3 separate regions of the Mus musculus genome follow, and all the other regions are linked to region 3. The links are chromatin loops, found by intact Hi-C in ENCODE. Cell type or tissue: left cerebral cortex. All regions are shown on one strand.

Region 1 (8,000 bases), 69 kb before region 3:
TTAGATATAAGGAGATATTATTGTATGTCAAATCACAAGGGATGAATTGTGATGCTTATTCTCGGTTGTCAACTTGACTATATCTGGAATGAGTTATAATCCAGAACTTATAAAGATCTTGTAAACGGGAATTAAAAAAAGTTTAGGTCCAGGCATGGTGGTACACACCTTTAATCCCATCACTCAGGACACAGAGGCATTTGGAGTTCAAGGTTAGTTTACAGAGCAAGTTCTAGGACAGTCAAGTTTAGGCAGTGAAGGAGTTGGTAAACAGAAAGTTTGTGTTGATGTAATTGCCCCAGCAAGGAGCAGAACTTAGCATCTTCAGCCCCATGGCTCTGGCTTTAGAGTCAAGAATAGAAAGGGATCCTGGAACCATTTATGCTGGGTAGTTGGAGCTAAGAAATTAGCACTGGTTAAGAAGAGGCCAGCATCACTTAGATGAACTCCTCTGAGAAGTATTTTCGGAGAGCACCAAGAAACTGTGTTCTAGAGATTGGCATTAGGCTGGCAGCCAGACTGGGTAATGTGTAAGAATCACCAGGTGGTCCTGGTTCTGAAGCATGGAGGGATCATGGAGAGAAACTGAGGCTCGGCACTGTGAGAAGCCAGGAATGGCCATTAGTGAAGGCATAGCCTCAGTTGCAGTTGATGACCCAGGACTGAAGGGGTCATGTAAAGAAGCTGAGGCTTGACACCATGACAGGCTATCTGGGAAGCCTAGCTGCAGCAGAAGACCCCAGTGTATCGTAGATGTCAGTACCATGGGATAATCACCAAGACCAGCAACAGCAGTGGAGTGGAGTCAGCCAGAGGGTACAAAGGGTACAAAGTGCTACAAAGGGTAGAGAGGTGGAGAAGTGACTCAAGCTCCTTAGAGGAGACCAGAAGATCATGTGTGGATCTCAGACGTTGGAACAAGAAGCTATAACACTGAAGTTGTGTTAGAGACCCCAATATGTTTGTGACGCCAGAGCTGAGGAAAGCTGCTAACAGGGAGTAGAACTAACCCAAGAGAAAGGATTTCATTGCAATCAACAAAACCGAAAAGAGTTGGACATCAGACATGGAGATACAGAATTTGAAGTTATACATCTTGTTCCAAAGACAGCCAGAAAGAGACTGTCTTCTACAGGCAGCTAGGAGGGAACTCTCTTCCACACTGGGCAGAGATTGAGCACTAAGAGACCTCAAATTCCTCCTACACAGAGATACACTTCCTTCAACAATGTCACACCTATTCCAACAAGGCCACACCTCCTAATAGTGCCACTTCCCATGGGCCAAGCATATTAAAACCACCACAGAGCCCAAGGTCCCCGTGAGTTTCAAGAGCCAGAAATGCATCAAGCATAAGTAATGAGTTACTTATAGGGGTCAGGGGTGGCTCAATGGAAAAGAACTTGTTGTCCTTGAAGGTGACCCAGGCTTAGTTTCTGTGGGGCAATGGGCTATGTACAGACAGGCTGGTCTCCAGTCGAGCTGAGGTGGAATTCCGGAACCCGATGGGTGGTAATTCCCATCTACATGGAATGGTAGGCGTTCCCTCATGTCTCCTGGACCCCTGGCTCCTGTCAAGTTACCGCCTCCACAGCCCCTATAAGAGAAACATGTGGCTAGTAGTCAAGTAGACAATGTCCTAAGCTTCTGACCTTCAAGCTAGACTCCTCCCAGTTACCTAGCAACAGCAAGATAACAAAGCCCACTATAAGAGGGGCTGCTTGGCCCCTTCTCACTCTCTTAAGCTTTTACTTTCCTTACTTTCCTTCTTTCTCTCTCCCTCTTACTCTCTCTCTCTCTTACTCTCTAAGCTTTTACCTCTCTCTCTCTCTTTAAGCTTTCTTACTCTCTAGCCTTTCTTCTCTCTCTTTCTCCTTTTTCCCCTTCGCTCCTCTTGGCCATGGCCGGTCTCTCTCTCTACCTTTTCTCTTTTCCCTTGCCTTTCTACAATAAAGCTCTAAAACCAGAGACTGTCTCTGTTCATCAAGGCTCAGACTAAGGACTCGCCTGCGTGAGAACCTCTCTCCCTCTGCCCTCTTTCTATATCCCTGGGGTCAAGAGTGTTGCCCTGGGGCCCCTATTCTATTCTCATTTCCTCTGCAGTATCCAACACGGGATGCTGGAAACTGAGAACCTGGAAGGGGAGCTGCCCCTTGTCCACTCCCCACCGAATGGGGTCAGTGGCTTCACATAGCCAGATGCCCACCCGGGGCAGAGTGGAAAACATCCAGCAGTCCTCCCACATCTGCCTGCCCAGAGCACAGGAACTCTGGCGGGATGCGGGCTCTCTCCCCTTCCTCCTCTTTCCCTATACCCACAGCCCCACAAGTTTCCAGTGTCCACATGGTGGCTCACAACCTTCTGTAACCCCAGACCCAGGGGATCTGATACCTTCTTCCGATTTCCATGGTCATGCACATAGTGTACACACACACACACACACACACACACACACACACACACACACGTTCATGTGTGTGTGTGTATATATGCATGTTTATATGTATGGGCAAAACATACATGAAAAATGTTTAAAAAATTTTAAAGTCAAAGCATTTCCCAAAAATCTTACAGAGGTTTTTTTTTTATTGTGTGCACAGGAGACAATACCAGGAACAAAAGGCATCTTCTGCATACTTAATGGCAGACGTGCTAACTGGTTTATGTGCAATCACGTGTCCATTCACATGTCAGCCCTTCCAAGCAGGTTTTCACCAATTCTCTTACTAGTTCTAGGCCAGTGTGTTTCTACCCTAAAGGCAGAAGGCTACGTCCTGCTTTGGTGGGTTAGCTAGGTTTAGGAAACATTCAGAAACTATGAGATGTGGATGCAAACTGTCACCTTGGGTTTCAGGGTCAATCAGAAGGAATCGGGATGTGAGGCATGGTGTCCAGCCTGCAGCTTCAGTCAGCTGCTTCTATAGCTGCTCCAAATAAGGAGAGAGGGTCAGAGGGGGTGGGGGAGAGGGGCAAAGGAGTGGGAGGGAGGTCAAGAGAGGAGGAAGGGAGAGGGAAAGAGAAACAGAGACAGACAGGCAGAGACAGAGAGAGATTCCAGTAGCCAAAGTCAAAGAATGCATGCTTCCCTTGGCAGGCTCTCCAGTGCCAGTGTGCAGCCTTCCTGGCTGTCTGAGCTGGTTTCTAGGAGGCCAAGCCAAGCCGGGCAGGTTTTCTTGCAGAGATCCTTCTAGTAAGGGAAAAGGGAAAAGCAGTGTGCTCCAGGGACTCTTTTTTTTTTTTTTAAGCAATATTCTTTGTCTAGACCACCGGTCACTTCTTCCTCAGAATTTACAACCCTTTTCAAGGTAACTCTAGATATTGGCACCTGCCCCACACAAGAATGCTTGCACTGATCCAGCTCAGCTCCTCTCCCAGGGTTCTCACCAGGCTGCTACAGCCACAGTGCCCATCTGCAGCATCTGTGCTGACATGAAGATTCCTCCTGCCCTTCTCCAAAGTTATTCATCGCTGCTGGACTGATTTACCAAGTATTCCCTTTGGAAGGCGTGATGGGGCAGAGTCTGAGAGCTGAGGTAAAGAGTTAGTGTTTGGTTTTTAACAGCAGGACTCTTAGGAATTACGGTACATGTTGTGAGTTCACACTGTGAGCCTTCCTAAGAGGGTTCAGGGTACACATTTTCTGTAGCTGTTTGGCGTGGATCTTTAAAGCATTTTGTGGGACCAGTGATCAATGGAACACAGCTCAGAAACTTTGTTCCACAGAAACCCCAAGAACAAACCTATAGACCTCTCAACTGTCCTGTGGCTGCTATCCTTCATCTGTGGCAGTCTCTTGGCCCTCTTCTCATTCTGGCTCCCCCTTGTCTGTCTGGATTGCCAGCCACTGTTTTCTCCTCAGTCCATGAGGGCCTGTGGAATCTGACCACCTAACTCTATGCTCCCACCGAACCTGAAGTAGATTCTCAGTGTACACCTAATGAGAGACGAGCGAATGAGGAGTACAACCCTGTGGATCGTGCCAATACACATGTAGGAAGGTCTAAGACTTCTGCAAGCATTGCATTTAGTCCTGAATCCTCACAACAGGCCATAGCCTAGGCGACAGCACCTCTATTTTTGCATTCATGATCCCATAACCAGTAAAAGCCAGAATTTGAACCCACAGAATCCGGTACTAGAGCTTAAATTACTAACGGTTGTTTTCTTTGGCCTAAACTATGTCCTCATCTCTTAATAAATGCACAGATTTCATTTGATTCTAGCAAGCAATGACATCATGCTTTATATCTCGTACAATGAATTTGGTTTAACTTGGTAGGATACTGGACAATCCCCCCAACCCCAAAAATGTTTTATTTGCCAAGTAGGCACCTAAATAAAATGAAACCTGAGCTTGACAGAATGTGTGCATACATATTTGATAGAAAATCTATCTATACACCTCACAATTCATGCATTAGAATCACTAGTCTACAGCTGTTAACAAACGCAAACGGTCATTATACTCGATTGATCTCTTTTGTGGACTAAATAAATTTTGCTTACTATCACCCTGAAAAAAGCTTGTCTTCCTGACTGTACAGACACTGAGACCCCCACCTCAGAAGAACAAGGCCAAGCTTGTGCTGGAGGCTTGATTTCTTTATAGCTATGTTGCTGGCTCTGCTGTGTATAGCAAAGTTACCTTCACCCCTTGTGGGGCAGGGTTGGGAATGTTAATCAAGGGCTGTCTCAGGTCATCCAAAAAAATAGAACTGGAAACAATTTAGAGACTGCCTCCGGAGATTTAGTTTGGCTCCTTTGCCAAGCTCAGTCCATTCCCAAATTCATTCCACCTAAGCCCGTTGCCACTAGGAAACTTGGGGTACAGATGGGGACCCAGGGACTCACTTGGGGTAACCAAGCTCAGGCTTCGGCTTTCCTCCCTGCCTCTGAAGTCACAAGGTCACAGGGAATCAGTTCCATGTAGCCTTACTCCTTCCTTCCCAGAACCATTCTTTATATCCCTCTGCCCCAGCTTCTAGGTGAGGTTGCCCTTTGGCATCCACTAAAGTCTGCAGGGGCTCAGAAGACAGGAGAATGGGGCATGGCCTTGAGTTCAGTTCTTCCTTCCTCCAAAGTCCCTGATGGTTCCTGGAGTCCTCTGGGGCCATAGTTTCTGTTCAATCCCCAATACCACATGTAGTGTGTATAGTGGTGCACACCTGTTACCCCCGGGATTCGTGAAGTGGAGGTGAGGGGAATCAGAAGTTTATTGTTAGCATTAGCTACATAGCTAGTTCAAGAGCATAGGAGACTCTTTTCCACAGCAACACATATTTAAAAACGTATGCACTTGTATTTACGTTCATATTACGTATATCAGGCAGTGCATGCACATGCCTGTATGTAGAGATAAGAACATTGGTTCAGATTCCTCAGAACCCTCCCTCCCAAGGCAGACATCATGGCAGAAGGGCTAACGATGGAGAACTTCTAATCTGGACAGGAGATAGACTTCTAGCATTCACTTGGGTGTTTGCACTTAGGCTATATAGTCATGGGCTGCTTCACTGTATAAACACATTCTGAAAAAAAGAATTGTTAGAGCAGCTCATCGTTGTATAAGCATCACAGAATGTCTGTACTCACAGTGGGGCAGCTATAACATCACCAGGCAAAAACAAAACAAAACGACAACAAAACAAAAACAAAACCCTCCCAGGGCCACCATAGCCAGGTGGCTTCTCGATGACCAAACACTGCTGGGCTCACACAGCTGTACTCACCAGGTGCTAAGCTTCTCCTCCCCTAGGAAGGACAAGGCAGGGAAAGCGCTCTTAGTAATGCTGGGAAAGAGGGGCAGTGCGGGGCACTTTTACTTTTCACTCTGTAGATGCCTGTGTTATTGAATTGTTAAATAGGAAAGCACTCATGTTCTTATTTATAGTTGTTAATTGATGACTTGAGCAGCTAACAGCTTTTGAATCCTTAGTTAGCTTGGGATGGAGCTCTGAGCTTTATCTCCTTTGTCTTACAGTATTCCAGATCACAGAGGGATCTTGGGCTCAACGCTGGGCGATGGCCTAACTTACCATCTAACTGGCGTGTGCTCCCCTGCTGCCTGCTGTCCACTGGGTCCAGGAATGAGGCCTGGGAGGGGTGAGGCTTTGCTGCCTTGGTGTGAATGGAACCCAGTCAAGATGGAAAACAGGAAGTGGAAACCAAGGAAACTAATGACTAGGGAGAATCAGCAGAGTCACTTCCTCAGACAAATGTCCCTAAAAGTTGGGTGGCATTAAAAAGACAGCCAGGGAGTCCTGTCTGGAATACCCATAAACCTTTACATTTGGTTCTGCACACCAAAATGCCTCCCAGGGCAGCTCAGTCCAGACAACTTCAATTATAGTCAGATGAATCCTCAGGCAGGAGGACGCTGTGAGAGATCCCCACACTGTGTCCTCAGACTGGAGAAGAAAATAAGTGTCCTTATGGGTAAAACCCAGTCATGGAAGAAATTATGTTACTAGATCAAAGCAGCTTCCCCAGCCCCGTCTCCAAGTCAGCAAGAGACAGAACCACATGCCAAAGTCCAGGCCACACCAACAGTCCCATGAGTCAGTGTGTGGAAAATCACATTCAAGCTGCTCCTCTTATAAAGGAAACAACTGCCCACCCGTCTCTCCAGCTGAAAACTGTGCCCATCTGGCAGGGACACAGTTGAAGAAACGAGGAGTTCCCCAGAATGTCCCTTCTCCCCCAGTGGCCTCTGGAGAAGGTATGAGGACAAGTGAGAGCAGGTGGGGAGGGGTTGGTGCAAGGTGTCCTTTTCTCCCCTCAGTCATCCCAGAAGGTGTCTCCTTGTGGTCACCCAGTCAGGCAGGAGCCTTGTACAAGGTCAAAGGCCTCAAGGGCTGTGAGAACGAAAGTCTGGAGCACAGCCGTTGGGCAGTCTCCATACAACTTTACATGTGAGAACCTTCCTGAAGCTGGCCCTGGGGTTAGAGCTCTGACAATGAACACCAGCCAGAAGCAACCACTGCCGTGGCTGGGAGGACCTGAGGGAAAGCAACGGGCATCTGACAGCAGCTGTCTCCAGGAGGCAGCTCACAGGAAAAAGGTCAGCTTTGGGCCAGTGTGCTATAACAGTACAAAACTCACAGGGTGTCAGAGCCTTGACAGTTAAAAGCTGTTGATATCCACTGATATACAATGAGCCTAAATGATTTTAACTAAATGAAACTCTATCAAAATTACAATAAACTAGCTGGGCAGTGGTAGCACACGCCTTTAATCCCAGCACTCCGGAGGCAGAGGCAGGCGGATTTCTGATTTCTGAGGCCAGCCTGGGCTACAGAGTGAGTTCCAGGACAGCCAAGGCTATACAGAGAAACCCTATCTCGAAAAACCAAAACCAACCAAACAACAACAATTACAATACACTGAGCTTGAGAATAAATCAAACCCTGGGACCTAGACTCGTGAGGCCAGCTTTAACACAGCCTTCAGTTTCCATTTACTTGGGTGCTGTAGAAAAGCTGATGTTGAAGAACTAAGGGTTGCAGCTCTTCTGCTTCTCAGCTCTGGGGGCGCGTGGACCCATTGGTGGCCTTCGGCTGCAGTGAGGGGCAGTCCCAGAGGCTCAGGGACCTTAGTGACTCTTGCAGATGCCTCCATTCCACAAGGGCCCTCTGGCCTCATTCCCATCCCTTTCAAGGACTGAAATGCAGGAGACATCTCATTCCTCTCCGCCTCGCCTACAGGTCATGAGATCACTGGAAACTGGAGAGAAGAGTCGTGTGTGTGTGTGTGTGTGTGTGTGTGTGTGTGTGTGTGTGTGCATGCGTGTGTGTCTGAGTGAGAGAGAGAGAGAGAGAGAGAGAGAGTCCCTGGCCTTTGGGGAGAAACTGCCCACAGCTAAGACCAGGATGATGGAGGCATGCCTGACAGAGTCTGTGACTTGCATGTCAGGTGACTGGAAGTTCCTGTTAAAGGAATCGTTCTAAGTTTTTTCTTTTTCAATGTGTGTGTGTGTGCGTGTGTGTGTGTATGATACATAC
Region 2 (8,000 bases), 260 kb before region 3:
TGTGACAAAATCACCACCACCACCACCACCACCATCATCACCATCATCATCTTTGATGATCTCCATCATCTAAAATATCCCATGTAACATTCTTGGGAGAAAAATGTTTTGAGAATCACGTGCAATTCATTTCTCCTCAGTCAGTCAATGGAGCCCCTTTTCTCTAAATTATTTCTGAAAGTGGCTACCTACTGCATCAAAAGATTCCAATCTTCCAGGCATGGAGCACTGCTGGGGAGGCTAGGGAGGAGGACCTTCATTTCAAGGCTAGGGTGGGAAATACTACAAGGCAAAATCTGATCTGAAAACAAAAACAACCTCTCAAACCAAACCAAACCAAACCTGTAAACTCCCCCCAGGAGATCTCATGCTTCTCCTTAGCACACATTCCTTGCACAAGAACAAAGATGACTTAGAATTTACTAAGTATAGCATGTTAGCCAGTATTTCCAAGCACGTATCTATTAAAACAGCATAGAAAACACTAATAGATAACTTGAAATCATATCCAGATCTCTGAGTGACCTGTATTTCTTGTTTTAAGATCCTACAAATTAGTGTAGGCCTAGGTGAGCTTTCCCTAGCAGAGGTGAGACTCTAACAATGACGTGTAAAAAGAAACTCTAGAGTGTAGTAAGAAACTCTAGAACAGCCCGAGTCATTTGAAAGAGTATCTTATATAGACTTTTCTATGACATATGAAGAAGGGCTCTGAGAAAGACGGCTACAAATCTATAAATTGAAAGACCGTGCTATGTGTAATTTATTGTCTGGGACTTCAACTAGAATTTTGTTCCTTATTTATAAATGTTTCCAGGAATATTTAATATTATACTTCCTAAAGTCTTTGTCAGTTGCCTTATCTATTACTTTTGAGCCTATCAATGGGTTTTTCAATCTGCTTTACATTTCTCTGTGAACAGAAAAACTGTTCACAAAGCAGAATTCTATAGCCCTTTACACCTATCTACTGGGCAACCACAGTGGAGCACATTCTAAATCAAGGGACTTAACTGACATTTTGACAAGTAAAACAGAAGCAGAAACTAAGGCAAATAGGAACCCTCTGAGGCTTCCCTCTGAAAACTGCCTCAATAGCTCTGTTTCCTGCCCTGTAATGTTCAGCCATTTGTTTTAAAGCATCCTAAAGAACTCAGGAAGGCAGCAAACCCAGACTTCACTAACTTCTGCCTCTGGACTCTTGGAATCGGACAGGACAAAAGCACTGTTGTTAGTGGGTTCCTTAAAAGTACAAATGGTCCTGGTAGAGCTGGCTGGTAAGTACTATCAGAAAAGGTCAATACAAGGTTACTTAAATGCTAATTTTAAGGAACACACAAATAACCGCCAAGTCTCCAACTAAGGTGGTTTCCAGTTTACACTAAAAACCTAGGTGGTTAAGATTCCTTAAATTTATCAGATGAAACACTATAACCATATAAGCAATCTTCTATACATTTAAGTGTTCCATTTTCAAATTGCTCAACAGATCTCTTAACAAACTTCAGAAAGGGGATAGGTTGGGGAACAGAAGAAAAAATATCTAAAGTCTCACTTTCGTTTTCTGACACACCTACTAGATTTAAAATCTGGGGGCATTACAAAATTAAATTAAGTGTGTAAATGAAAATAATGCTATTACAGTTCTAAATCTCATACAACTTAGGAAAAGAACTTGTAGAAATAACACTTGATTTAAAGTTTTCACACCTTCCATTTGATACCAAAAGTGTTTAAAAGATTAATTGCCCTCAGAGTATTTACTACAGATGTTAACTGTGAAAAAAAAAAAAAAAAGAAAGAAAGAAACCCAAAGAAATTATATGCTATATTTAGACAATAAGGAGAATGTTTCAAGTATGTGTATTTGAATACTCTGGGGAAATATGTTGTTACCTGTGAAAATGCATCATAAACCGAAACAAGAAATTGAGGAACTGCACCCTGTTCACAATTCAAAAACTTTAAATTCACACGACTAGGCAAACTCGGTTAATGTGGAGAAAAGACATTGTGCTATCTGACACAAAAGATCACCTGCTACGAAGACAAAGTAACACTCTACTACCCGAAAGTAAAGAGCCTTTGAATCAAAACAGACAACCTTTGATACACAAAAGCTTCAATTCTCGGTTTAATAAAGCGTCCTGTGGATGAGATGCTCAATATTTGTTGATGGAAGAGTGCTGGGGCTAAAACCAACGAGCATATTGTGAGTAGTGACTAAACATGTTAAATGTAGGTTAAGTAAAAACTATCCCCTCCCTCATCATTGTTGTCTGACTTTGTAAGAGATCTGCACATATAAACATAATATATGGCGAAGTGAGTTGATGACTTACAGTATCTTCACCACTCGGAACATTTTTCAGAAAGTCCTTTGAGGTTTTAAGATTCAAATACTATTTAAAAAGAATTATTGTTTCAACTACCTAACAATTACCTAGACTTCTTCCAGACTTCATTTAACCTGTAAGTAAAATGAGCATCTTTAACTTTTCCACAGGGCATTTGGAGAATGAGTTATTACTCATAAACGCTTTCGGAGCCTCAGACACCAGCGCGGTACATCAAGCGTATCCATCAATTTGAGGGCTTTCTGGACCTCAGTTTACCCACGTACGGAAACGGGCTTGGCAAGGGCCGGGAGGTGAAATTAATTAGTGTTTTTAAAATGCTCTGAGATTCCCAAGATGAAAGGAAACGTAGAGGCACGCAGAGATGATGACAATAATCATAACAATAAAAAGAATGACTAACTTGGAATTCTGTGTTACGTAAGGAAGCTGAGAAGTTATCAGATTCACACAAACAAAAGAAAAGCCCACCGCCCCTTTGTTCCCCTTCCACTTCGCCGGCCTGCAGCCTGGCCGCGGGAGCGAGAACCGGGCCGCCGAGCTGGGGCTCCCCTCCGCCGCGCACCCGCTCCAGCCGTGGGGGAGGGCGTTCCGGGCAGCTCCTCACAAAGGCGCTTCCTCCCTCCGCGCGGGATGCGGCGCCGCAAACTCTGCTCCCCGCCGCCTCCCCGCGGGCGGGCGGGCGCGCAGGCCGCCGCGCCGCCACCGGCAAAGGCTCGGAGGAAGTTCCGCGCCGCCGGCCCTCGCGCCCCCGTTCGCCGCCCGCGCCGCACTCACCGGACGACTGCTGGTGGCCGGAACGCCAGCTCGGCCCGCCGCACGGACACCCGGGGCGCGGGGGCGGCGCGAGCACCGGTTGAACGCAGGCACCAGCGGAGCCCGCCGCCTTCCCGCCAGCCGCCGAGCCCCGCGAGGCCGAGTGGAACGCAGAGCCGAGCGCGGACTAGAGAGGGAGGCTCGGGCCCGCTTTGTGGTGAGCTCCCCGGGCTGCAGGCAGATCCGGTGGCGCCGCACGGCCGCTGCTGCCGCTGCTGCTGTTGTCGCTGCCGCTGCTGCTGCTGTTGCTGGCGCTGGAGAAGGCGGCGGCGGCGCCCCCGACGGTCCCTCCGCCTCGAACCGCCTTTGGGTCACTGACACACACTGGGAAGGAGGGACCGGGACTAGCGGGAGGGCGGGGCATAAGGGTAAGGGGCAGGGCCACATCGCGAGGCGGTGCCGAGAGGGCTCTTGGGAACTGTAGTTCTCTTTACCGAGAGAGAAAAAAAAAAGTATCTGTTGTGGAGGAGCCTACTGCTGGCTCTGCGCTGTGCACGCGCAAGGGGGTTGGGGCGGGGACTGTTGCCATAGTCACCCATTCACTAAGCCTGAAGGTTCTGGACTGTAGTTGACTAAACAAGGCTGGTCTTGTGTCTTTGGTGCCATTGGGTTCCTGCCCACAGCCAGTCCCTCCTGCTTCACCCCACCCCCAACCACTTCCAAGTGCCCAGTGAAATCTAACTTCCTCTTGACATGGCAGTCTCCTTGGTTGTTTAGATTTCTTCTGCAAATCATAAATACCCCCTTCCTTTGCCTCCTTCAAGAGAATTACCCAAGGTACTAAAAATCTACTTGTTCTTAGTGTTTTAACAATTAGGTTATAAAACTGTAGGGAGCGTGACCATTAACAGAATTCTGTAATTTCTTTGTTCGGTTAGTTACATTTAATTCCAACCCAAGTTCAGCATTAACAGCATTGTTGGATCATTGTACTGCAATTTGTTCATCTGAAAATCTATAGTTCTTCAAACATCCAGATTCCATAAATATATATTCAAAAGATAAGTAGAGAGAGTTCAGAACTGTTCAATGTATGTATTAGCCGATTCAAGTTTCTCACTATCAAATTACAACATACGGCACCTTGAAACATGGTATGGGTATGTTGTGCTCAGCTAAGTCTTACACCCTTTCTAAATGACCAGGTATGCATGTATGGTGGTGTGAGAAAACACAGTACTGGCTCTCCAGAAGGTTTACAGGTAATTTGCCTCAGTTTCCCTTAATAGAGTACCTAGAACCTGGAAGAAAAAACATTAATGCCAAGGAATCAGACATCTATTTCAAGATGGGAAACTAAGGATTTTCAAATAGTCTTAGGATCAAAAACCCTGGATGCCCACAGACCACATAATTATTTGATCAATGAAGAAATAAGTAATTTAAGAAACAAGTACACGGGAGACAGAGAATGGCTCAGCAGGGCTCAGCAGTTAAGAGCACTGGTCACGCTTCCAAAGGACCTGGCTTCTTTTCCAGCACCAATGTGGACACTCACAGCCTCCTGTAACTTCAGGGAATCCAACACCATCTTCTGGCCTCATTGGCCCATAGACATATATGCAGGCAAGACACCTGTATTTAAAATATTTAATGTAGATATTTAAATAAAATACTAAAAAACAAGTAAAGGTATTTACTATGTGCCAGGCACTTTATTGGGCCTCAAAAATAGAGCTGTAAAGATATAAAAGAGACATACTTTGTATTCATTGTCCCCTCTCTCTGCCAAGGAAGAGACAGATAAATGGACTCAGTGTGATCTATGCTGTCATAGGAAAATTCAGACTACCTCAGACTCAGGCAGGGTCAGGAAGTGCTTCAAAGATCATTTGAATGTGGGCTGACTCACGGCTTCCACGTTTGTGTATTTTATTGGCAAAGGTGGAAGAGAGCAGTGAAGGAGCAGGGAGCTCGAGGACACAGAGGCTAATGGCACATTTGCTGGCGGTGGCAGAAGCACACTGGGGAGAGAGGCATGAGGAAACTTCAAGAAAATGAAGGAGACAGCTAAGCCCATGAAGGGTGGGGGTAATATGCTAAAGAATGTCATCTTTTTTTTATTTCTTCTGGAAGCAGTATTCAAACATGAGTTTTTGATAAGATATATTTGAGAAGCTTAATGGACCCTGATCAGGGTAAATGCGCATTCATATAAAAACTACCACAGGACTTATGAGATGGGTCAGTGGGGTTGAGTGCTCACTCTTAAGCCTAACAGCCTGAATGCCAAAAATTGTAAATATGTAAGATCCCCCTTCATCAAAAACATTTTAAAGATAATTTAAGGCAAAAACAACAATGTTGAGGTTTGATCTTGCTCTCTATTGTAATGCTAAATGTGGGCCCCCAAGACTTGGAGTCTGTACATAGACTTGTGACCCTACCCCCAAGTTATTTCTGATCAGTAAATAAAGATGCCAACAGCCAATAGCTGGGCAGAAGAGACATAAGTGGAGTTTAGGCTTCTCAGGCTTGGAGTCCTAGGAGACAGGGAGGAGAGGAGTGCAGGAGGAGGGAGGAGAAGCCACCATGGGTTAAGTGAGCCATAAAAGTGCAACCCTGGGGGCTGTCCAGTGGGAGTTAAGAGCATCCCAGATGAAACATAGTAAATATTAAGTAATAATTTGTATTTATCTATAAGAAAGTAGATTCTAATAGCATAGAAGGTAGATAGCTGCCCAGTTCTTGTGCTGTTTACGGCTTATTATAAATATAAATGTAGGGGTTGTTCTGATGCTCTGATCAGGAATCTTCATGGGAACCTGAAGGTCCTGTCCCCAGTTGGTTCTTGATTGATCAGTAAAGATGCGAGCTGCCAATGAGCTCGGAGGAATAGGCAGGACTTGCAGTCTGCCCCTCTCCCCCAGCCTCTACCCCCCACTCCACACAGGCAAACTAGCAGATCAAGGAGAGAAAAGATTTGCCATGCTTCAGATGGGGAAAAAAACATCAGCCATGTCAGATCTCAGGCAGAGTGGCCATCAGCTTCTTCCCCAATTAGGCCTGGGGTAGCAGGTGGGATATTAGAAACATAATCAAGCTGAGGGCAGATTTAGGACGCTGAACAAGGAGAGGATAAACGGGCAACAAAGTAAAGGGCAGAATTAGAGGTACTGAGCTGGGAGTGAAGAGAAGGGTGTAAAAGCTGAAGAAGGCTTAGGAGAGCCTGGCCACTGAGCTAAAGCATATCAAAGATGAGCTAGTGTGTGTGTGTGTGTGTGTGTGTGTGTGTGTGTGTGTGTCTGTCTGTCTGTCTGTCTGTCTGTGTCTCTGTGTGTGTGTCTGTGTTTGTGTGTGTCTGTGTGTGTCTATGTGTGTATCTGTGTGTGTATGTGTCTGCGTGTGTCTCTCTGTGTGTGTGTCTCTCTGTGTGTCTCTGTGTGTGTCTGTGTTTGTGTGTGTGTGTTTATGTGTGTGTGTGTCTGTGTGTATGTGTCTGTGACTCTGTGTGTGTGTGTGTGTTTATGTGTGTGTGTCTGTGTGTATGTGTCTGTGACTCTGTGTGTATGTGTGTGTATGTGTGTCTTTCATCCATGGATCTGAGGGGACCTGGGTGTGGCTGATAGTATGGTCTGCCTGGAGCCTAAAGTGGGGTAATAAAAACTACATACTACATGTAAAGGTTGTGTGTGTGTTTCATATGAGAACTAAATGATAAAGGTGAGGTAGAAATCCTGGGTCAGAATTGATATTTTCTACAACACAACAACACTGTATAAGACCATAACTTGTGCAAAAGTAAAATGTTTTGCAACAAATAACTCAAAGGACTGAAGGAGGAAAGGGACTCATATTGTTTAGACTGAGTTGTGGTAAGTTAGAAGAGTGGATTCTGAAATATGGAATAGCTGTCAGAAGTAAAACAAACATGGACACACAGTAGTGAAGATAAAATGAAAATCTCAACCTAAAACAAGCAAACTGTGGATGGAGAAGCAGAAACATGGAAGTTATGTCCCTAATGATCATGGGGCTGACACACCTGCTCTGGACTCTGCCTCCTGCTTTAAGATTCCGAGGAAAACAAATTTCTATCCTGTTTAAAGGCAGTTCTAGTTCTACACAACTCAATCTAAGCAGAGTGACTACACGCCGACAGCAGTTTCATGAGATAGAATATGTTCCTTAGATTCAGGTGTACCCAAGCATTGCACTGAATCTGGCCGCTCCACCAGCAACTTCATCCTCACTCTGAGGCTCATACATTTGGTGATAAGCTCATCTCCTAGATAAACATCACTATTTATTTCTATGTTTTCTTTTTCCTTTCTTTCTTCCTTCCTTACTATTATTCTGTATGTGCGTAGGTGTGGATACCAAGGGGCAACTTTGTGAAATTGATTCTGCCTTCCACCTTTCCATGGGTTCTGAGAGTCCCGTGCAGTCAGAGCTCCTGTCCTTGCTGAGCTGTTCCTCTGGCTCCTTTTGATTTTTTGTTTTGTTTTAACAGAGTGCCTTTCCAGGTGTCTTACACTTGTCTCAGAAACACTGTATATCCCAGGCTGGCCTCAAACTTGATATCCTCTTGCTTCTGCCTGAATACTGGTATTGCAGGCATGTGCCACAATGTTCAACTCTAACCCTGGTTTCTCCTGAGGGATAAAATGCATGCCAATGCTTAGTGTAGTCCTTAGGATATAGGCATAGTAAATAGTACTTTACAGTACTTTCATGTAAGCCACAATAATAAAGTAGATAGAACACAATTTAGATAATAGCTGTGCTATAAACACAGGTATAGAAACCAAGGTGGTGTGTGTGTGTCTATCAAGATCTGTGAAGTCTTGAAACTATGTCTTTTCCTTCACAATATAGTTCCATATA
Region 3 (8,000 bases):
ACAGCCCAGTGGTACATGTGTGTTCATGTGCTCATCCTGAGCTACCACAAAGAAATGCTAAAAACACATTCTTCAACAGTTTGCTCAGTCTATGAAGCAGCCACCGGAACAGCTATATTGGAAATCATCAGATAGGGTGGGTTTGGATGGGCAGGGCCTATCTGATTGGGAATATTGGAACTAGCTCCTGAGTTTGAAGCACTGATCTTCATTTTTCCAGGCCAGCATGTTGGCAGAGAGGCTCAAAGACTCATTCTGAACATTGCCACATGGAAGCAACAGTATGCAGAGGTAGAATAAATTATATAAATGTAAGGCTAGGAAGATGGCTTCCCTTTGACTTCCTAGTTCTTTGCCTAGGCTATGAATTAAACTGACGTAAGACAGATTAAGAGGAGCAAAATCATATTAATTATACACATTGCCACAAGAGTCAAAAAAATGGGAGAATCAGAGAAAGGGCAGAAGACAGAAGCTTGTATAGCACCCTAAGCTACGGAGAACAGGGGCTTGGGTGGGGAATGACATGTTATGGGAAAGTGAACCTAGAAATTCGTGGTGCATAAAGGCTGTCTGGTTCTATGTCCTCTCCAGGCATAAAATCATTTGGGGCATACTGCTTCCTGATACAGGTAATTACTAACACAGTTTATTTCTTTTATAGGTGTCTTAGTCAGGGTTTCTATTCCTACACAAACATCATGACTAAGAAGCAAGTTGGGGAGGAAAGGGTTTATTCAGCTTACACTTCCATTCTGCTGTTTATCACCAAGGAAGTCAGGACTGGAACTCAAACAGTTCAGGAAGCAGGAGCTGATGCAGAGGCCACGGAGGGATGTCCCCTATTGGCTTGCTTCCCCTGGCTTGCTCAGCCTGCTCTCTTATAGAACCAAGACTACCAGCCCAGAGATGGCACCACCCACAAGGGGCCTTTCCCCCTTGATCACTAATTGAGAAAATGCCTTACAGCTGGATCTCATGGAGGCATTTCCTCAACTGAAGCTCCTTTCTCTGTGATAACTCCAGCTGCGTCAAGTTGACACAAAACTAGCCAGTACAATAGGTGAATTTTTTTTTTCAGAGCTACTCCTAACTGCAAATTCTCAGGATAAACCAGCTGAAATATGCCAAAGAGCTACCCTGTGGGTGGACTATTTTGGAATGGTGTGTCCTTAGCCCCAGCATTATGGTAACAGTGGTGTCCTTACCATACTCAGAGCTAGGCGCTTTAAGTGAAGATGTGTGTGTGCTTGGTTTTGACTTTGCTCTCAGGGTTTTGCATTGTTGTCTTGCCAGGGGCAGAGGGTGGTCTCACTATGTAGTCCTGGCTTACCTGAGGAACTTGATACATAGACCAGGCTGGTCACTGAACTCACAAGAGATCTGTCTGCCCCTGCGTCCCCAGTGCTGGGATTAAAGACCTTTGCCACCATGCTTAGTCTTTTTTATGAAAGTACAACATTAACAAAATAGCAATTAAAGCACAGCCCAGCTCAATGAACTGCTAGATATGCAAAGTACATGGACATTCACTGTAGATATCAAACTTAAACTTCCATGTTCCTTGTAGAAGCTGGGCTGTTAGTTTCCAGCTTTGAAGGAGGCTGGAGGTCTGTGTCAGCTAGACATTTCCTCTCCAACTCCTGAGAGCCAGGTAGATGCTTCCCGTTTTCCCTCCTGTGGGTCAGGGCGTCTAAATCCCCAGGGGACAGAATGTCTCTTTCCTTCTAGCCAAACCAGGCAAGTTTCTGCAAAACTACAAGATGAAAAAGCCCTTTAAACCACCAAATAAAAAAATAAAATAAAATCATAAAAACAACAAAAGGGAGGACTACGTGCCAACAAATGCAACCAGAAGTGTCCAGAAACAATGAAGAGATGTAATTAGACTTCAGGTTCAGTCACACAGTCCTGTCACACTCTGGCAGATCAAGCACTGGACTCAGGTCAGTGGTCTCTTGGAAATCGCTGAAGGTAAGCTGGAGAGAAGGCTTGGGTACGTGGCAGCGACTCCCAGAACAGGCACTAATCTGGCTGTGAGGAGTCTCCAAACACCTCCTGTTCACAGCACCAGCTCTGAAGGCAGAAGCAGGGTCCTCTGCCTCCTCCTTGCCAGGCTTCTGTTGCCATGTGGAAGGGGACAAGGGGACATGGAACTGCATCTTTGAAGCCCCACGCTCCTCTAGGGAATGGGTCATGACCATCTTCTTCAGAGGGAGGCTTTTATTTTGGTCTGTAATTAAAACACACACCGGAGGCTGAATCTAGCTTCCCCATAAATAACCGAAGTTAATGAAATGTTCAAAACTAGTGTTGACTGCCAAGTTTTACAGCATTCTCCTAATTGTTTGGGTATGAGAAAATTCTGTGTATGTCTAAAAGAATCATTTGATAACTAGGCCATAGTTCCTAAAATAATTAAAACCTGTAATCATGTTTTGAAATACAGAAAAGTTGTTTGATAAGTTGTGCCCTCCTACCTAAGTAGGCAATCAAAGAATGCTGAGTTTGGAGATTTTTTTTTTTTTCTTGTGTGAATGTTGCTCATAAGAGTGGAGACTGGCTTGACAAAAACAGTTATTAAAAACTAAGTGCCTAATGGACTTAGAGCAGTGTGTGGGGCCCTGTTTGTTAGAGTGGGCTGTGGCTTCCCTTCCCAGTGGGAGTCTGAGGGAATCAGCATCATGGGATAACAAACCTCAGCAGTGGGATATTTTGCAAATCTTTGTTGAGTCCCAGTTCTTAGAGCAATTGGGCAGGGTGGTGGCCCAGCTGCAGGCAATGGTCTCCTCACAATGTCAGAAATCTGTGAGCACAGATGCAGGTACACAGAACCTGAGCCCCCTCCTCCTGTCCTCCTGCCCTGGCTACATGCTGCCTGTTCTCTGGCCCTTGTTACATCAGCTACAGGGATGCGTCAACATCAGAGAGTACAGGTCCATGATGTGACTCAGTGCCAGTATGCTTGCCCTGCACATACAAGGCCATGGGTTTGCTCCCCAGAACCTCCAAAACCAAACCTCCTCTCCCTGGCTCAGAAACTTCCAGTGTCTTTCTGTTCCCTTCAAGTAAAAGGTGTCTCCAAGACCTCAGCCTTCACTTCTGCTCCACATGTCCAGCATTAATCTACAGGTCCCATCTTGCAAACTTTATCTTTACAGTTCCTGAGCCAGCAACCTCTTCTGGAGGTTGAGCCAGCCCTCCCTTTGTCCCTCCCTTCCTCCCTCCCTTTCTCCCTCCCTCCTTCAGAATTCTCAATGTCACTTTCCCAGACTACCCTACTTTAATAGCATCATCCTGCACTCTCCTCCTCCCCGCCTTATTTTTCTGTCTTACTACCTATATACTTGCAAGTTTGCTTATGTCTGCCTCTCCTCGCTACAATGTAATTTCAGCAATGCCCCTGCTAATTCTCAGCTCTTGGTCAACAGCAGACACTCAAAACTGTTGCTTAGAATGTGCTGAGTGTTCTTCTGGGGAAGGTGTGTGAACCAATTTATTAATCTTCACAGTAATTCAAGATAGGATCATCGTAGTAATTATTATCATGTCTGATGAAGAAATTAAGGCACGCTACTATCAGTAATAAGAAACTAAATTTGGACCCAAGACACCAGCCCTTTATAATAACCATGATATATTGTACCACGCTTAGCTAATAGCAAATAATTCAATGATTTTTTCCCTATGCTGACTCTTAGAAATTCAGAGAATCAAAGTATGACTTTAAAATATCAAGTTTCTTGTAATTGCCTAGTATGTTAGAATAATTAATAGGTGTGATTCTCAAGCTCAGATGAGTAAACAGGAGCAAAATGGGAGCCACAATGACAACTCTTCAGTCTCTAATTCTGAGAACCACTTCCACAAAGGCTCCGACTGTGGATTACAGGCATGTTCCCTGTCCCACAGAGATTACCATGATTAGCACTGGTCCATAAAGGGACACAAAAGCTGCAGAGACGCCAGGTCCCCCAAAGGGCCCCTCTGGGACTGTAGCAGCTCACTTGCTCAAGCTCCTTGCTTATTAGTGTGGTGATTCACACAGTGCATTGGGCAAGCCGAGTATGTCACCTAATAGAGAGTATGTTGATACAGCCTTATCTGAGAAGTTACATAATTATGCTAGTGTCAGGATACCATTACAGGAGTCTGAGCCTTAGCGTGAAAGAGGAGTGTATTCCCTAGGAAGTATTACACAAAGAAGGACTGGAGACTCCATTACCCCAAACTAAGCAAGTGACGTAAAATAGCTAAGGACAGAAACTGTGTCCACTTCAAGTTGCGGCTTGGCCGGGCACCTGCTGAAGAATGCTTCCGGGACCCCGACACTAGCCTGCGCTTCCCTGGGAACAGAGGGTTGGTCGGCGCTCAGCAAACTGTCCCCCTAGAGTCCTGGCTGCTTCTTTATTTAGGGTCAAATATGTACAAGCCTTGGACCTCCATTCTCCTTCTCCTCCAAACAGTGCAACTATCTTTCCTCCCACTAGGTTGGAATTCTCTGAAAGAAGCCATACCAGGTCTTCCTCTTTGGAGTCCTCCACCTTCTCTCGACCTCACTCCTGATCCACCCCCACAGTCCCCCAGGATGCGGAAGGAGGTGAGTGAGTAGGGTACCGACCAGGAGTGTCCCCAGCACCTGTCACCTGGCCCACCTGGGCCCTCCCTTCACCCCTTTCCCCAGCCCCACCCACCTTCCCGCCGACAGGCCACCGCCCTCCGGCCTTCAGCCGTGGTCCAATGGCCGTAGGGCAGGGCACGCTTAGCAAGCCGCGGCTCCCGGGCCCCGTCCCCGCCCTGTTCCCGGTTCTCGGTTCCCGAGCCGAGCCCTGCCGCCTTTAAATGCCACCCCAGGCCAACGCACTGCGGCCCTCGCCACCGTCATCCCCTCGCCGCCGCGATCTCCGCGCCGCCCGCCTCCCTTCCCCCTCCCGGGCCTGCGGCCGCGCCAGCCTGGGGCGTGCACGCGCGCCCGTGTGTGCGCGCGCCCGGCTCGGACCCGCGCCCGCCGCCGCGTCCCCGGCGCTCGCTGCAGGAACATGGCGGGGTCGGTGGCCGACAGCGACGCCGTGGTGGTGAGTGCAGCGGCCTCCCGCGAGGCGGGTAGCTCAGAGGGCCGGGGCAAGGACTACGGACCCGCGGTGCCGCGGGAAGCGCGGTACCTGTCAGCCGCCGCGGGGTGCGAGCTCGGGGGGCCCCGGGCGCGGGGCAGGAGGGCGCCGGCCAGGTGCGCGCTGGGCGCGTGTGCGTGCACGTGGGTTAGTGTGGGGCCGCGGTCCCGGCGTCCGGGATTTACCCCTTTGGAAACGGTCCCGCGCCGGGGGCTCCGGAGAGAAGCCGAGCGCTGCCGCTGCACTCCAGCCACGTCCCCGAGGACAGGCCAGGGGGCAGAGACTCCGGGAGCGTTTGTGCTTGGAGAGGGGCCTGCCGCCCACCTACACGGGCTTTGCTTCCCGGGTGGGCCGCGACCTTGAATTTGATCCGGTCTCAAGAGCCTGGGGATCATCAGAGGCTTAGACCGGATGGAAAGGCCGGGTTTTGTTTCGCGGTTATTTAATGGGCTATAAAGAGGCATCATATGTATGTGTGTCTGTGGAGGGCTGCTGGATCACTACAGATTTGTGTTGATTCCTCATCCTTCCATTCACTCCCTAATAAACAAGGGTCTGTGGAAAGCCAATCTGTGTGCTTCTATTTTTAGAAACTTGATGATGGGCACTTAAACAACTCCTTGGGTTCTCCAGTTCAAGCCGACGTGTACTTCCCACGACTGGTAAATCAATGTGCTCCGTGTCTCTGCCTTTATCCTTTTCCCCTCTGGTGCATTTCCTTGCTTTCTAATGGGTCTGATTCTCAGGGCTGAGGGTTTGGCTCGTCTCTAACAGCCCATAAACATCCTGTCTCTCCCCTCTTCCTTTGCAGATAGTTCCATTTTGTGGGCACATTAAAGGTGGCATGAGACCAGGCAAGAAGGTATTAGTGATGGGCATCGTAGATCTCAACCCCGAAAGGTAAGGGCAGAGCCCTGCCATTGCTGAGTCCCGCGGCTGCCTCCTCCCCTTACCCTACTTGCACAGTGTCACTAGTTAGGAGTGCCAAGAAAGTACCATGTTCCCATGAAAAGAATGTGTATCAATCCTAGCCATCATCTCTGCAGATAGCTATTTATATCAGTGATGATAAAAATAGGCCTACAGTTAATCTTTGACCCTTGAGAAGGCCAAAAGACTTCTTTTTTTATGGTTTTGAAACACGGTAGTCGTAACCAAACCTGTTAGAATAAATAAGAACCAAACTTACAAGATGTTTCCCTTGTCAAGTTCTGTGGCTGTTTTTGAGAACTCTGAGATGGATTAATGCAAGGGTGGCCTGAGGCATTTGAAGTCTTCAGTTGTAATTATTTTCAGTTCCACTGGAGTTTTCACCAGAGCCTACTTTAGGTAACAAAATCTATTGGTTTGAGTGTAATCCTTAGTGTCTGTGTTTAAACTGTGTAAACAGTAGCAGCCCATTAAAAGCCGATGAACCCACTGGAGGAGGAACTGGGTCAAGTTAAAATGTTACATCTGACTCCTGGCTAAGTGACACTGTTTTCTTTTTAGCTTTGCCATCAGCTTGACCTGTGGAGACTCTGAAGATCCTCCTGCCGATGTGGCAATTGAACTCAAAGCTGTGTTCACAGACCGGCAGCTGCTCAGAAACTCTTGTATCTCAGGAGAAAGAGGCGAGGAGCAGTCGGCAATCCCTTACTTTCCATTCATCCCAGACCAGCCGTTCAGGGTAGGTACCTTGAGTGCCTGATGCAGTGTTGGCAGGGCCCCTACTTACTCTGTATCTACTGTGTGCCAAGAGCTCTTTAAGAATTTCTTCATGTCCAAGAAATTTGTTGCCCGGAACTTGTCTCGAGGCCGAGAGAAAAGAATAAAAAACAACAAAAGAAGTCTGTTTGCTGATAGATGTTAATGCTTGCCTTAGTAGCTCTTGATTCTCTTCAGACCATATGTTTAGTTAATGGATGCATATATGCATACCTAATTGCTAAGTACTTAACTGTAATTCTACTTAGCCAGTGCGGAGGTATTAATTATTGTTAACTTCTGGGGTGGTGCTAGGGACTGAACCTTGTGCACATTAGTTAAGGTTTCTACAACTTAGCTACACTCCCAATCCTCGTTTTGATTTCTGTTTTGAAACAGGAACTCTCTAAATTCCCCGGCTGGCCTTGAATTTGTAATCCTCCTGGCTCAGTTTACAGAGTATTTTAGATTACAGGCCTATGCCATCAGGTCAAGCTGGGGTATTAATGTAGTAATAATTTTCTGTGTAATTCCCAATATAGTGTGAGGCACATAAATAACCTACCCCCAAGTATCTGATTGATCACTAGATATTAGTAAGTATCCAGAATTTTCATGTTTCTTGGCCTAAATACCTCAAAACCTTATTAGTTATGGGTTTAAAACAATTTAGTGGTTATCATTTCATTTTCTCTTGTTCACTTTGCTAATGAGTCCATATTTGTATAACTATTTTCCCGTGTGGGTTAATTAAGCGTGTCTGTTTCATGGTCATAAGCTGTGTGGCTGACAGGTTTCTTCCCTAGGGCTTGGGTAGAGCTCCTTGGCTCCCAGTCTCTAACAGGCAGGAAACAACCCAGTTTGCCACCCCATCAGGCAGCAGTAGCACTCACTACCTTCCTCTGCAGGACAAATAAGAGGTGCAAGTCAGTAATATAAGAACAGACTTGTGTACGGGTCAGGCCTGGAGATGAGGCTGCTGTCTGCATGAATCGTACCATACGTCAGTAACGGCACCTCGGTTAAAAGCTCTGTGCTACGTATAGACCAGAGTAAACAGAACTGCTCTTGATACCTTGCACTTCACGTGGGTCTTCTCAAGAACCGTGACTGTTTCTCTTTCCTTAGAGTCTAGAACAAAACAAAAATCCATAACTTTTTTACATCAGTAAAGGAAATGAGATTGTTCCCCTTACGACCGGA

The links. Peaks named below come from ENCODE experiments on the same cell type or tissue, not always from the same donor. Only the 100,000 strongest peaks of a DNase experiment are listed, where the experiment ranks them.
Region 1: it touches region 3 in a loop (2.0-fold over the local background); 5 of 42 quality-filtered maps call a loop at or near these places.
Region 2: a loop joins it to region 3, with 2.4 times the contacts of the local background. A loop is called at or near these places in 3 of 42 quality-filtered maps.

The regions. Positions count from the first base shown.
Region 1 is chr11:20,897,314-20,905,313 of GRCm38, reverse strand. Gm39608 (a long non-coding RNA gene) reads left to right here and starts at 6,570. Exons shown (of 3, transcript XR_872289.2): 1 at 6,570-6,718. In left cerebral cortex, no CTCF peak of the experiment used is centred here; DNase peaks (open chromatin) are centred at 3,163 and 6,571.
Region 2 is chr11:21,086,813-21,094,812 of GRCm38, reverse strand. It overlaps Peli1 (pellino 1), which reads right to left and starts at 3,489. Exons shown (of 7, transcript NM_023324.2): 1 at 3,135-3,489. In left cerebral cortex, no CTCF peak of the experiment used is centred here; DNase peaks (open chromatin) are centred at 2,302, 2,595, 3,021 and 3,611; H3K4me3 peaks cover 2,999 bases; H3K27ac peaks cover 1,951 bases.
Region 3 is chr11:20,828,049-20,836,048 of GRCm38, reverse strand. Lgalsl (lectin, galactoside binding-like) reads left to right here and starts at 4,941. Exons shown (of 5, transcript NM_173752.4): 1 at 4,941-5,075; 2 at 5,702-5,773; 3 at 5,923-6,011; 4 at 6,603-6,780. The coding sequence starts at 5,040. In left cerebral cortex, CTCF peaks have their summits at 4,477 and 7,941; DNase peaks (open chromatin) are centred at 5,302, 5,502, 5,742, 6,736 and 2 more places; H3K4me3 peaks cover 3,218 bases; H3K27ac peaks cover 2,276 bases.